3 separate regions of the Homo sapiens genome follow, and regions 1 and 2 are each linked to region 3. Evidence: chromatin contacts called from ENCODE Hi-C or POLR2A ChIA-PET data. All regions are on one chromosome and are shown on one strand. The core of a region is the stretch at or near the end of the contact, and the rest is flanking DNA. Distances in the headings are between cores, read along the strand shown. Region 1 has its middle 67 kb from the start of RESF1. Region 2 overlaps BICD1 (BICD cargo adaptor 1). Region 3 holds the start of ETFBKMT (electron transfer flavoprotein subunit beta lysine methyltransferase).

The links. Hi-C counts contacts between places; a loop is a spot of excess contacts on that map. ChIA-PET counts read pairs that join two places held with the same protein, here RNA polymerase II (POLR2A). Pooled maps may share reads with other maps.
Region 1: a map of naive thymus-derived CD4-positive, alpha-beta T cell shows a loop between it and region 3 (6-fold over the local background). The contact joins the enhancer-like site here to the promoter of ETFBKMT in region 3. A Hi-C loop is called at or near these places in 1 of 168 maps with a recorded cell type or tissue (naive thymus-derived CD4-positive, alpha-beta T cell) and 9 of 50 pooled maps. POLR2A ChIA-PET finds 5 or more read pairs at or near these places in 4 of 52 experiments (AG04450, OCI-LY7, activated B cell and 1 more).
Region 2: a loop to region 3 is called in a map of OCI-LY7, with 7 times the contacts of the local background. The contact joins the enhancer-like site here to the promoter of ETFBKMT in region 3. A Hi-C loop is called at or near these places in 3 of 168 maps with a recorded cell type or tissue (B cell, OCI-LY7 and naive thymus-derived CD4-positive, alpha-beta T cell), 27 of 37 single-sample maps with no recorded cell type and 15 of 50 pooled maps. POLR2A ChIA-PET finds 5 or more read pairs at or near these places in 6 of 52 experiments (B cell, H1, activated CD8-positive, alpha-beta T cell and 3 more).

What each region holds. Positions count from the first base shown.
Region 1 is chr12:32,024,467-32,027,379 of GRCh38, forward strand. No RefSeq gene overlaps it. Among named protein-coding and RNA genes, the nearest start is that of RESF1, 67 kb to the left of the region's middle. RefSeq lists an enhancer at 529-823. Within about 2 kb of position 1,550, at least 2 of the 41 ENCODE cell types and tissues checked have a DNase peak (open chromatin) inside an H3K27ac peak, as active enhancers do.
Region 2 is chr12:32,138,446-32,141,346 of GRCh38, forward strand. All of the region lies in intron 1 of BICD1 (BICD cargo adaptor 1), which reads left to right. Among named protein-coding and RNA genes, the nearest start is that of BICD1-AS1, 32 kb to the left of the region's middle. RefSeq lists an enhancer at 1,501-1,550. Within about 2 kb of position 1,471, at least 11 of the 41 ENCODE cell types and tissues checked have a DNase peak (open chromatin) inside an H3K27ac peak, as active enhancers do; they include B cell and OCI-LY7, where a contact is called at or near this core.
Region 3 is chr12:31,658,063-31,660,998 of GRCh38, forward strand. ETFBKMT (electron transfer flavoprotein subunit beta lysine methyltransferase) reads left to right here and starts at 1,626. Exons shown (of 4, transcript NM_001135863.2): 1 at 1,626-1,727. RefSeq lists a silencer at 984-1,293 and enhancers at 995-1,496, 1,414-1,573.

The DNA.
Region 1 (2,913 bases), core at 300-2,799, 370 kb after region 3:
CAGCCTGGGCAACATGTCTAAACCCCATCTCCACAAAAAAATATAAAAATTAGCTGGGCGTAGTGGTACCCGCCTGTAGTCCCAGCTACTCAGGAGGCTGAGGTGGGAGGATCAGTTGAGCCAGGGAGGCAGAGGTTGCAATGAGCTGAGATTGCATCACTGCACTCCAGCCTGTGTGACAGAGTGAGACCCTGTCTCAAAAAAAAAAAAAAACTTAAAATCTTTTTTTTAATTCTCTCAATTTCAATCTCACTTACTTCTTCTTTCAAAGCCACCACTGTCTGAACCTGGTGCCCTTCCTTCTGATTATAGTTTTCGTTGTTGTTACTGTGTTTTGTTTACTTTTACAATTTTGGAATATGAAAATATCTTTCTTTTGTAACGACAAATATGGAATACAAACATTACAACTTCTTTTTTTGCCCATCCTGGATTAAAAAGGAAATAATAGATGAAATGCCTTGCAAAGAGGACAAAATATTTTGGGGTCTAAAATGTGCTTTGCCCAGGATCTTGCCTTGTAATGATAATGACTCTCCCTTAGTGATCCAAACAAAGGAATGTGGTCAACTGTATGAACAAGGTTCAGTGAAGTCCTGAGTCACATGACAATCTGTCCTCCCCAAGCCTCTGTGCTTCAGAAGCTGGAAAGTCGTTCTACCCTTGGGCACAGGGTACATGTGCAGTAGCAATAAATAGCACCAGGAGGAATAGGAGCAACAAGTGTTACTGGTAGAGGGTCTTGACTACGAGTTGTCCAGGTCCTTGGCATTTTGAACAAAGAATTGAACAAAACGTACGAAGTAGCAGAGAAATGAAATGCAGGAATGAAGCAACGAGAGCAGGAATTCATTAAAGCGAGAAAGCACTTCACAGGGTGGGAGTGGGCCTGAGCAAGCAGCTCAAGGGTGCAGTTACAAAGCTTTCTGGGCTTTAAGTACCTCATTTGAGGTTCTTATCTAGATGAAGGATTTGGTCTGTGGCAAATTAAAGACTGAGGTGAACTGGCGCCCTGTGCAGATAAAGGGATGGTCCCTGCTTCGCCAGGGCCAATCCAAGGCACTCTCCTTTTCCATCCCAGCACTTTGGGAGCCTGAGGCAGGTGATCACTTGAGCTCAGGAGTTCAAGACCAGCCTGGCTAACATGGTGAAAACCTGTCTCTACTGGTGCTCTCGCCATTATTCCATCTGCTATGAGCCCCTTTCTGCATAAAGTAAAGTTTGCCTTGCTAAGAGAATTAAATTTATGTTTGAATGTTATTTCTTTGTAGCACTGGGGAACAAGCATTCTATTTCTAAATAAACATTTTTACATATAAGAAATGGTGGTCCGTACAGGGATACATTTTCCTCTGGGGTGGTCTCTAGTCCTCTCATGAGGGGGTCTCCCACTGCCTCATTGTGGTGGCCTCAGGGGTAGTAAGAAATTGAGACCCATCTGGTGTGATGAATAGACCCGGACTCTCAACAAGGCAGAAGAAACTGGCCAGCAATCTGGAGTAAATGATCCTCACATATGATGTGGACCAGGCGACCTCATGCATGAGCCAAGAAAGGAAACAAACCAGAGGAGCCGTACACCAGCACCTGCCTGGAAACCACATCCTCATCAAAAGATAGAAAGAAGAAAAACTCGAGGCAGCCTAAGAACCCTACCTTGTGCTGCTAACCACCGAGACTGCCGTTCGCACAGCAGAAAAGGATAGACACATCATACCCAAGTCAAAAAAGCGTCATCACCATCAAAGTTATAGGTCATTGTTCCAGGGTCAAGCCCTACCAAGTTAAAGCTAAGAAAACTTTATCTATCTTTTCTTTCCTTTAACTACTCCCCATCTTATTAATGTAACTAAATCTAACTCACCTCAAATTATTACTTTTAATGCCTGTTCAGTTATCACTCCTCTCATACCAAATGACAAAACCAAAGTCTTTGTAGTAAAAGTAAAAAAATCTAAAGCAAACCACAGCAATTAAAACAAGATATCAAGATGTAAATGACTAGCTAAAATACATTAAATATTCTGTCCGCACTCTAAATAAAAGCAATTGTTATGCTTGTGCACACAGTAGGCTAGAAGTCCAAGTTATCCCCTTTCCACTCAGATAGTCCTCTAATCGACAAGGCATGGACTGCATGGTAGCTCCTTTTCTTCTTTTGTCTTTTTTTCTTTTTTTTATCTGAGACGGAGTCTCGCTCTGTCGCCCAGGCTGGAGTGCAGTGGCGCAATCTCGGCTTACTACAAGCTCCACCTCCCGGGTTCAAGCCATTCTCCTGCCTCAGCCTCCCAAGTAGCTGGGACTACAAGCGCACGCTGCCAAGCCCGGCTAACTTTTTTTTTTTTTTTTTTTTTGTATTTTTAGTAGAGACGGGGTTTTACCCTGTTAGCCAGGATGGTCTCGATCTCCATCTCCTGACCTCGTGATCCGCCCGTCTCGGCCTCCCAAAGTGCTGGGATATAGGCGTGAGCCACTGCACCCGGCCGGTATCAAAATCCTGCAGCCTAAGATAGTAAAGTGTGCCAAACTCTCTCTACTATTTCCTAAAGTGCAGTACCCTGAGGGTCAGCCCCCCGAGGGCCATTCAGCCTCCATCTTCCAAGACCAATTTTACCTCGTGTCTCCAACGATAAAAGGAAAATTTAGCGTACTTTGAAGACTTAACATGATACAGCGAGGTCAGGCACTTCCAAAAGCTAACCCATCAGTCCACCCTTATTCATCCCCAAGCGGATGCATAGTAATACTGTAAAAAACCTTTACTAGACACTCTACCAAATAATTAGAGCAGCACTTATGCTCTAGTTCAATTAGCTATCCCTTTTACCCTGGCATTTCATCAATCAGAAAAAGAGAAATTACGACATAAGCAAATAAAAGAAGCCTCAAAAGAAGCAGCCCCTTACAGCTATT
Region 2 (2,901 bases), core at 221-2,720, 480 kb after region 3:
TTATATATGTATGCAGATGGTCCCTGACTTAACGATGGTTCATCTTAATGATTTTTTGACTTTATAATTATTTTTTGACTTTATAATTTTTTGACTTTATATAAACCATATTTTGGGTGCCCACACGTCTATTCTGTTTTTCACTTTCAGTACACCAGTCAACAAATTACATGAGCTATTCAACACTTTACTTTAAATAGGCTTTGTGTTAGGTGATTTTTGCCCAAATATAGGCTAATGTAAGTGTTTTGAGCATGTTTAAGGTAGGTGAGGCTAAGTAAGCTGTATTTGATAGGTTAGGCGTATTAAATGTATTTTTGACTTATGATATTTTTCAAACTATGATGGGTTTACTAGGACATAATCTCATCATCAGTTGAGGAGCATCTGTATATGTATGTGTTTAGATAGATATAATTAGATATCTATATATAATAGATTCTATGCTATGGGCATTGTAAGTTCTAAATTGCTTCAGTGGCATTATTGTACATTCTTACATAAGATTGAAGAATTTTGTGATTTTGATTAATTTATATCCTTCAAAGTGACCAGGAAGGTAGAGTTTGCATGCAGAAAATTTGCATGTATATTAATTCCATAAATAATGTTTGTAGTTAAATTTTCATTTTGTTTAAACATTTTTTACAAGATAGAGTTTACTCAGTGCTGTTATTTAGCAGCTGTGTGTATGACTTCATAATTTAGGGGGCTGTCTGTTTTGTGTTCTAAGCCACGTGGCTGCTGTGGTGACTGCTTTAGAAACTTTCAGTTCCCTTTGCTGTGAAACAGGTTTCAGTGCATCGTCCCTGTGTATAAGGTCAGGTTTCTTACATGGACTCACTCTGTTTCTGTAAATTTGTCTGAGAATTTTCAAGGCAGTGCTTTCATGGCCTCTCCTCTAATTTTGTGTGTGTGTGTTTGTGTGTGTCTGTGTGTGATGATGAAAAAGTCAAAAGCCCTAAAATTAAATCAGAGTTTAATCCATGTCCCTAAACTAGATAAGCTGCTTTAGACCTTTTCCTTATCCCTTACACGTCGCTCAGTAAATACTTGCTGATTGACTTTCAAATTCAGATTACTTTTACGCTAGCATACGGTGGGCACAAAGGGTTTTTTTGTTTATTTGTTTGTTTGAGACGGAGTCTCGCTCTGTCGCCAGGCTGGAGCGCAGTGGTGCAATCTCGGCTCACTGCAACCTCCTCTTCCTGGGTTCGAGCGATTCCTCGTGCCTTAGCCTCCCAAGTAGCTGGGACTACAGACAAGCGCCACCACGCCCAGCTGATTTTTGTATTTTTAGTAAAGACGGGGTTTCACCATGTTGGCCAGGATGCTCAAACCCCTGACCTCGCGATCCGCCCGCCTCGGCCTCCCAAAGCGCTGAGATTACAGGCGTGAGCCACCGCTCCTGGCCTGGGCACAGAGTTAAAAAAAAAATACTGGTAACAGAAAACTTGTTGGCGTGTTTCAGTTTTCAGAGTCTTCTATAAGGTCTTATACCAGCCGAGAAGCAGCAGAACCATCTGTCCGTGTACCGAGGACGGATCTCAGCAGCTCTCTGTTCAGTGGCTCCTGCCTTTGTAGTGGATTCCCTTGCTGTGCTGTAATTAAGTCAGCCGGCAGGAGTTCCTGTTTTGAGGGGGCCTCTCCCGGCTGGAGAAGTACCACTGCCTTTGTGTTACCTGCCATGTTATTGTGGAGTGGATAATTTTTTTTTCCTGCATGGGTCTTGGTTTAACAGCAGGATCCTCTGGGCTTCTTCCAAGAAGCACCACATTTCCCTGAAAATAAATGGCAGATGAATTATTTCTTGAGATTATGAAAATCTGTTAGATGAAAGCTTGCCTTTTTCTCATGTTCAAAACAATGCTAAATGCTTATAATTATACTCCCAATGAATTACTTCTTTCACTGGCTTCCTTTGCTCTGGCAAAGGTGGATTTTTTTTCCATGGCAGAGAAATTTTATAAAAAATGTAATATTTTAGAAAATGCCTAAATGTCAAGAATACAACATCTTGTTTGTTGTTGTTGTTGTTGTTTTGTTTGTTTTTTGATACGGAGTCTCGCTCTGTCGCCCAGGCTGGAGTGCAGTGGCGCAATCTCAGCTCAATGCAACCCCGCCTCCCGGGTTCAAGCAATTCGCTGCCTCAGCCTCCCGAGTAGCCTCCATTGAAGGAAGTGCCATAGTGTGGGAGGATCTTTTTATTTTCTACGCGCACCGTATTTGATTCTGTGTTTACAGGAACTGTGTCTGTAGACAAAAAGCAAAATGTTGGGGTTTAGTTTCTTCAGGTGAATAAAATGTTACTTGCATCTCCTCATTGTCACAGTGTTCGTATTACATACTTCGTGTGTGTAGTTTTGGCATTTAAGGAAACAGAGCTAAAAAAAAAACAAAGGACAATAACTGCATCAACAACATGTTATACACCAGAGGAAATGCGGCGACTTAGGTTCTGTGATGGGAAACCCGGATTTTTTTGTTGTACTTGAAATCTTCCGTAGAACGTACGTGTTTGCATGACCCAGAAAGGAAAACACATTGGAGGACTTTGTACTAGTTCCATTCTAATTCTGTAAAATTCTCACAAATTCAGGCATCTGTTAACCCTTCGAGGGCATATAAGTTCAGAGCCATGTTTTCTGTTTTGTGTCTTTCCCTTTGGCGGAGTGGTTACCTTTTCTGAGCCCTTGGCTTGCTTTCTGTGAACATAAGGCGCTCCATCTGCCGCTTTAAAGTGAAGATTTATAATTCAAACAAGACAGCGTTTCGATGTTGCACTCCTGTCTTATTAGATATCAACTTAAAGTTAAGAAAATGGAATTATTCAAGGCCTTGTTATCTAGTTTATAGCTTATTCAGAATTTATATTTCTGATTTTTTTTTGTCCTGATGACT
Region 3 (2,936 bases), core at 376-2,875:
TTTTGTAAAAATGTTAGGTTAGCCTGTTCGTTCTGGTTTCTTGGGCAGTGACTGGGATGTTCAAACTATTAATTGGGATAGAACACCGAAGCTGGTTAAAAACAATATTTCTTATAGAAATTGATCTTGAACATGGATCAAGGTTCACTGCTAGCAGGAGAATCGGAGAGTGTGTGGTAATGAAAAGTTATAGTTGAGAAAACAAGCGTTTACATCAGCAACTAATTAAGAAAAAAGCAGCTCATAAGTGGATGAATGCAGTTCATAAACACATTATATCAGTTATTACACAGGAAATCTAAGGCAGAATACTGTGAAATGCAAGGTGTATAGCTTATCAACAAGAATGTAGCAAATACACCATTCAACTAAGAAAGAAATGATAAGGCTGCATCTGGGGCTGTTGACTGGAAGCACAAAGTTTCCTTTCCTTGTAGTAGTTCCTAAAGATTCCAGTTTACATGGAAAGACAGAAAGCTGTCACACCCATGGCAGGAGCGCAGAACCCAAGCGACAAATTCTAATTTTGAACAGGCAGGTGCCAGTGCATTTCTCAAACTGCAAACTAAAATGCAGAAACACGATTTTCCTGTTTCTTAGTTTTGGACCGTTTTCCCCCCTCTAGCACGCCAGAGCAGGTTTTAATTGTTGTCAGGTCAGATGGTGAGTTAACTTTGAGTGTTGAGTTGAGGGGCCAGTGGGATGTGGGTCCAGTTGAAAGGTGGATATATGTAGATCCAGACTCGAGTGATATAGGCTGCAAATAAATTGCTAGTGAATTTATGAATTATTAGAAAAGAAAGGACATTCATTATGATTTAATCGCAGTTGAATGTAGGCAGCACAGAGGGCTTATACTGTGTCTTTTTTTTTTTTTTTTTTTAAATATACGGTGTCTATTTTGCTCACCACTCTATGCCCGGTGCCTGGAAGTGCGACTGGCACATAGTAGGTGTTGCATAGTTTCAGAATGAACTTTTTAGGAATCAAAATTCTACAAACATTGCACACAGATTTAACGTTCCCTTATTTTCCAGGTGAGGTCAGGGCGCCCTTTGGTTTCGCGCTTCTGTCCCTTTAAGAAAGTGGAGGAGAAAGAAAGCGCTGCTGGGAAAAAGGGCGGGGCCGCGAGGGGCCGCCGTCCGTCCCGCCCCCTGCCGGGCCGCGGCGCTCTGCTAGAGCGTGGCTCAGTTTTGGTAGCGGGACCCCGGAAATGTAAAGCATGAGCGGGAACAGTCGCCAGGGCGAGTGACAGGCGAGCCCTATGCTTTACTTCCGAGGGCGGTGTCAGCAAAGCTAGGTAAGGAGACAGGGAGGACGGTGCCTGCCCCTTTAAGATCGACTCCACCCCGCCTCTGGAGGAAAATGACGCCGCCGTCTACCCGTTGTGGAACGTAACTCTTTTCATCCCATCAGCTCTCCTTCTCATTAAGAGAAATACCAAGTGGTCACCACAGTCACATACTTCATAACCCATGCCTCATCGGTGCTGGGACGGGAGAGGGAAGCGCCGATCTAAATGACATGGGGTCCAAATCCCAAATAATCTCTATTTGCTCTGCGTTACCTTTAAACTTAGGCTGCGTTGTGTGATTCAAGTGACAGCCTAGTACTGCTTAACAATTAGTCTAGTGGGATACCAGGCCCTGAGAGACCCCTACGATCCCAGGACACTGATGTGGGGTAACTAACACCCACTGGAAGTCTACGCTGAGTTCACAGGCTATGTATGACCTGACATGCATTTTGACCTGCCCTGTGTTTTGATATTTGAATGAGTTGCTGATGTTTACAAGCCGAAGCTGGCCGGGCGTGGTGGCTCGCGCCTGTAATCCCAGCACTTTGGGAGGTCGAGGCAGGAGGATCGCTTCAGGTCAGGAGTTCCAGACCAGTCTGGCCAACATGGCGAAACCTCGTCTCTACTAAAAAAAAAAAAAAAAAAAAAAATACAAAAATTAGCCGGGCGTGGTGGCACGCCCCTGTAATCCCAGGACTCGGGAGGCTGAGGTAGGAGAATCGCTTGAACCTGGGAGTCGGAGGTTGCAGTGAGCCGAGATCACGCCACTGCACTCCAGCCTGGGCAACAGAGACTCTGTCTCAAAAAAAAAAAAAAAAAAAAAAAAAAAGGTGGAAGCTAATGTGTCAATATCTAGATTTTTTTGATGATTTTGAGAAATCGGAGGATCTGGCAGCATGTCCTGCCTAGCCTTTTTGAACTGTTTGAAAACAGTCTCCAGCTTGCCACAGCCCCTCTGTTATTTTACAGCCAGCCTGCATCACTCATTTATGATGTCCAGCCCCTTGTGGGGATTTGGATTTTTGACCCCTAAATACTTTAGTGGATTTAAGACCATTTAAAACATTTATGCAGAAGAGATCCGAGGTCCCCAAACAACTGGGTGTATAAGTTGTGTTTAAGTTGTTCCTCATTCTCATTTATTCTAATCCGGGTGTTTTTCTATATATATATATTTTTAAACAAATCTTAGTGATCAATTGCACAGGTGTTTTTCTGTTGGAGCAAATCTTTTCAGTTTAGGCTTGGTAAAATCGAACCATCAGATACTTTTACAGAAAGAGATTTAGGAGTTGATGTTCTTTTATTACAATTAAATGCATACAGTATTTTTAAAGGAAAAAACCTGAATCTTGATTGCATTGTTTTATGATACAACAATCTTTAATGAAATAGAGTAGTCAATATAATTTGTATTAATATATCTCTGCCCACAGACAATTATAAATTCATTAACCCCCAGAACTCTTGGCTAGACTTCATAAAGGCAAAAACTGTGTTTGCCCTGTTAACTGCTTTATCCCACCACTAGAATATAAGCTTCCTGAAGACAGAAGACTTCTGTTATTTTGTTCACAGTTACCAAGCATGCCTACTTTGTTAAATTTATGAAAGAACTTTAAAGGTACAGTTGGCCCAC